2 separate regions of the Homo sapiens genome follow, and region 1 is linked to region 2. A link is an interaction called in ENCODE POLR2A ChIA-PET data of the cell type or tissue named here. Cell type or tissue: OCI-LY7. All regions are shown on one strand.

The links. Peaks named below come from ENCODE experiments on the same cell type or tissue, not always from the same donor. Only the 100,000 strongest peaks of a DNase experiment are listed, where the experiment ranks them.
Region 1: POLR2A ChIA-PET joins it to region 2 with 10 read pairs; 9 of 35 experiments call an interaction of 5 or more read pairs at or near these places.

The regions. Positions count from the first base shown.
Region 1 is chr11:33,153,699-33,156,198 of GRCh38, forward strand. All of the region lies in intron 1 of CSTF3 (cleavage stimulation factor subunit 3), which reads right to left. Among named protein-coding and RNA genes, the nearest start is that of CSTF3, 6.5 kb to the right of the region's middle. In OCI-LY7, no CTCF peak of the experiment used is centred here; no DNase peak of the experiment used is centred here.
Region 2 is chr11:33,695,050-33,697,549 of GRCh38, forward strand. No RefSeq gene overlaps it. Among named protein-coding and RNA genes, the nearest start is that of C11orf91, 4.5 kb to the right of the region's middle. In OCI-LY7, no CTCF peak of the experiment used is centred here; a DNase peak (open chromatin) is centred at 1,562.

The DNA of each region.
Region 1 (2,500 bases), 540 kb before region 2:
CAGGTAAAACAGACAAAAAAAAAAAAAAAGATAATTCTCTTTCTCCAAATAGCTACTTTCATGATAAATTAGAAGGGTGTTATATTAGGAGCCATACTGAAATTAAGTTAAAGTAGGGATCAGTTAAAGTGATAACACAAAAGTATGAATAGAGGGGGAGAAAGATGGTAGACTGAAAGATTTAAGACGATGTAAGCTTTTTACTATGACCAACAGAAAAAGCAGAGTTGAGCCTCAACCCTGGTTTTATAATGAGTATTTCTCGCTATTCAGGGTAATAACTAAATATATGGGGGTGGGGAGCAGGTGGGCAGGAAAAATCAGTAAAATACCATCCTCAAATATCTGCCATTTTTTCATCCACTTATTTATCAAGAATATATTTTAAAACAACCAGCTATCATCTAACTCTGTGGTCTGCAAGCTTTTATTGACATAAAAACCACTGTGGTACCTGTTTCAAACGAAGATTCTCAGCCCCACTGAACAGTTAGGTTTGAAATCAGAGTCTACGTATCTATACTTTTATAACGCACCTAATTATGACATAAATGGGCCATGGGCTCCACTTTAAGAAATATGTACCACCTCATCTATCTGTTCCACAAATGTTTTCCAAATGTCACGTTTCATTAAAAATAAGGTGGCAACAAACCTGTCATTCCAAGTGAATTTTTTGCTAAAATATTAAGAAAACTGAATATACTATATATTTGAAGTCTTAAGTCTCTCTCTGTGGTTAACTTTTTTTCAAAATTAAAAGTAGACCGGAGTAGCACTCCGTAAGACTTTCTTTTTTTTTTTTTTTTTTTTTTTGAGATGAAGTCTCACTCTGTCACCTAGGCTGGAGTGCAGTGGCTGTACCTTGGCTCACTGCAACCTCCGACTCCCGGGTTCAAGTGATTATCCTGCCTCAGCCTCCCAAGTAGCTGGGATTACAGGTATGCACCACCACACTCAGCTAATTTTTGTATTTTTAGTAGAGACGGAGTTTCACCATACTAGCCAGGCTGGTCTCAAACTCCTGACCAAGTGATCCGCCAGCCTCAGCCTCCCGAAGTGCTGGGATTACAGACAGGCGTGAGCCACGGTGCCGTGCTGAGACTTTCATAGAGGAGTAACCTAACTGATTCCATTCATATGCCCAGATAATAAAGAACTATATGTGACAGGTGTCACAATGAGACCGGATATTAGGACCAGATGTCAGCTTAGTTCTGTGTTCCTTTACCAATGCAACCAAACCCTACTTCATGTTTGTTGTGAATGAAACTGAACATGTATCCTACAATACAAAACTAATCCCTCCAAATCATCCATAGATTAAAAATCTAAACATACAAACAACTCAAAAACTTAAAAAAAAAAAGATCTTGGGCCGGGCATGGTGGCTCACACCTGTAATCCCAGCGCTTTGGAAGGCCAAGGCGGGCGGATCATGAGGTCAGGAGATCAAGACCATCCTGGCTAACACAGTGAAACCCCATCTCTATTAAAAATATAAAAAATTAGCTGGGCGTGAGGGCGTGGTGGCGGGCACCTATAGTCCCCGCTACTAGGGAGGCTGAGGTAGGAGAATAGCGTGAACCCAGGAAGCGGAGCTTGCAGCGAGCCGTGATTGCGCCACTGTGCTCCAGCCTGGGCGAAAGTGCAAGACTCTGTCTCGAAAAAATAAAAATAAAAAAATTAAAAAAAAAAAAAAGATCTTGGCTTAACATATTAGTTCAAATAATTATATTTACCATTATCTGCTTAGTAAACTTGCATATTCATCCCCTAGGAAACAAATAGCTACAAAATATAAATTAAAATCTTAACCGTTTGGAACTTAAAAGATGAGACTTCTTTCAAATATGAATAATCCAGATTTAATACACTAAATAAACTAAGTCAAACATTAGAAAAACATTAATTAGGACACACAGAAGCTTTGCCCTTCTGATTTTATTCAATATTTACTATGTATCCTAAGTTGTCCATTAATCTAAAGATAGTTTAAACAACTGCCAACTCAAATCCCTTTTTTAGCCCAATTCTCACACCATTACCAACTGTCCAACAAAACAAAACAAAAAGACTCAAATTCACAGGTAGGTCCTATCTAAAGAGAAAGATTCAGAGACATGGTAGAAAAGCTTAAAATCACCGTCACCAAATCGAAGATTTAAAAAAAAAAGCTTAAAATCATGAATTGGTATGGGTAATTGTCCAATAGGTAAAAACACCCAAATACAGATTTTGCCCTTCTGAAGGTCTATCTGGGATGTAAATGCCTACATTCCCTGAAATAATGTTGAAGGAATGCAGTATCACCTAACACAGTACCTTTCTGCTGTATCTCTAAGAAAAACCCAATTCTCATTCTTTAAGCACAGAGCAACTTCTCTTAGGAACAACTGTCCCCAAACAGAATATTTGATAATGCTCCAGTTTCCTAAGAAATATCAACAATAAAGATCAAATCAATTTGCCTGCCCAAAACTGTTACACCAAACAAGCA
Region 2 (2,500 bases):
TGGTTTGTTCCCATTTATTCTTATTAAGATTCTCCACCCCCACCCTGCGCCCTTCACTGCCCTCTGGCCTGGCCAGCCTGAAGTTTTCTGGGAGAACAAAGGAGCTTCTCTGGTAGCAACCAGCCTAGGGCTCAAATCTGGCTTCTTCCTGGGGAGATATTGATTCCTGGAATCAATATCTGGATTCCAGAAGGGCCTGGAATCTCTGCCTGGAGTAGGAGGGTTTCTGTGTGTAAAGCAGAGGTTAACATGTCTGGGGACTTTCCACCTTTATTTTACTTGGCCTGCCTAGTGTTTTGGAAACATTTGAATTCATTGTTAAGATTTAGAAACCAGCAGCTTTCACCTGGCCCTGTGCTCACACTGCTGCCCTGGCAACAACAAGCTGGAGCTGGGTGTCCGCTGCCCCTGTAGTGGGGGCACGAGCTCTGTGACTTGCCAGTTTCCACCTGGCTTCCTGGCCGCTGTTCCAGGTTTCCAGCCTGACCTTGTAGGCATGTGCCTCTGTGTCCTCAAGATAGAGGTAGCTAGACAAACTTTTGTGTATGTGTACGCAACTTCTAGGGTTCCCACCTCCCCGTTTACCCATCTACCGGCATCTGCACCCCCATGCCACAGATGTAACTCCTGTTACTACAAATGAGCCATCTCGGCTCCCCTCAAAAGCCAATCTCTTTACTGTAAACTAGATACCCCCTGCTGTGGTTTGAATGTTTTTGTCCCTTCCAAAATGCATGTGTTGGGAACTTAATCCTCAGTGTAACACTACTGGGAGGAGAGACCTAAGAAGAGGTGTTTAGAATCTAGGCAGAGCCCTCATGAATAAATTCATGTCGCTATTAAAAGCGTGAGCTTGCAGTGAGCCGAGATTGCGCCACTGCACTCCAGCCTGGGCGACAGACCGAGACTCCATCTCAAAAAAAAAAAAAAAAAATTGCTTGCTGGAGTGGGTTCCCTCTTCTCTCCTGCTCTTCTGCCATGAGAAGACAGAGCTAACTGTTCCTCCCCTCTGGAAGACATAGCATTCAAGGCGTCATCTTGGAAGCAGAGACATCACGATCCAAACTGTTGGTGCTTTAATCTCCACCTTACTTGCCTCCAGAACTGTGAGAATAAATTTCTGTTCTTTATAGATACTCCAGTCTGTGGAGTTATAGCAGCACAAAACAGACTAAGACACCACCTCTCTTGACCACTCAAGGACACGATTCCAGCAATTTCCCAGATCTCTTCTACATCATCACTTTTTCTCTCTCTATTGGGTCATTTCTCTCAGGCCATGGTTATTTCTCCCATCTTAATAAAAACCTTCTCTTATCCCCACTTGCCCTACCAGCTACTGCTCTCATTCTCTGTGATCTTCTGCAGCTTAACTCCTCTAAAGAGTGAGCTACACCCATTGTCTCCAAATCATCCCCTTTCATTCACTTTTAATACCACTCCAGTCAGGCATTACCCCTATCACTCAACCAAAACTGTTCTGGCAAGATCAGTACTAACATGCGGCAAAATCCAAGGGCAAATTCTCAGGCTCACCTTACTTGGCCTGTCGGCACAGTCTGTCAGAGGCGACCACTTCCTCCTTTGGCTGCCGAGACACCTGACTCCACTCCTTTTCATTCTCCTTTGCAGGTTCCTCCTGTTCTCCCCATCTTCTTAAGTGAGAGTGCCTCCACCCTCAATATTTGGTTCTCTTTCTCCCTACCCTCACTCCCTCAGTGATTTCATTTGACTTCGTTTTTTAAATAAACCTACCTGTCAGCAACTCCCCAACGTGTACCTCCAGCCCAGGCTTTCTCCTGAACTCCAGGCTTATATGGGCCCCTGCTACACAGCTTCTCCACCAGGAGGTCTACCAGACACCAAAAACTTCACATATCCCAAATAAAACTGCTGATTGTCTCCCCAAAAGCTGTTCCACCTGTGCTCCTCCTTCTCACCAAAACCTGTTCCACCTGTGTTCTCCTATCTTAGATTACCACTCTGTGCTTCAATTGCCTGATACTTCTCACCACACCCACTGCTACCCGCATGATCTTTTACTTGGTTAATTTTTAGAGACAGGGTCTTGCTCTGTTGCCCAAGCTGGCATGCCAGTGGCATGGTCATAGCTCACTGTAACTTTGAACACCTGGGGTCAAGCGATCCTTCCCACCCCAGCCTCCTGAGTAGCTGGGACTACAGGTGTGCACCACCACGCCGGGCTCAGCATGGTCTTTTTAGCTGGAATATTAATTACTACAGCCTCCTGACTGCTCTCCCTGCCTCCTTGCTTGCACCCCGGTAGTCTATTCATATCACAGCAGCACAAGTCAGATCCTGTCACTCCCCAGAAGGCTGTCTAATGACTCTGTCCCACTTGGAGTAAAGCCCAGAGTCCTTACTGTGACTATAAGGCTCTATACAAATGGGCCCCCTGTGTATTCACCCCTACCACTCTCCCCTCACTCCTCCTGCTCCAGCCATCTGGACTGTTTGCTGGTTCTCAAAAATGCTGCCA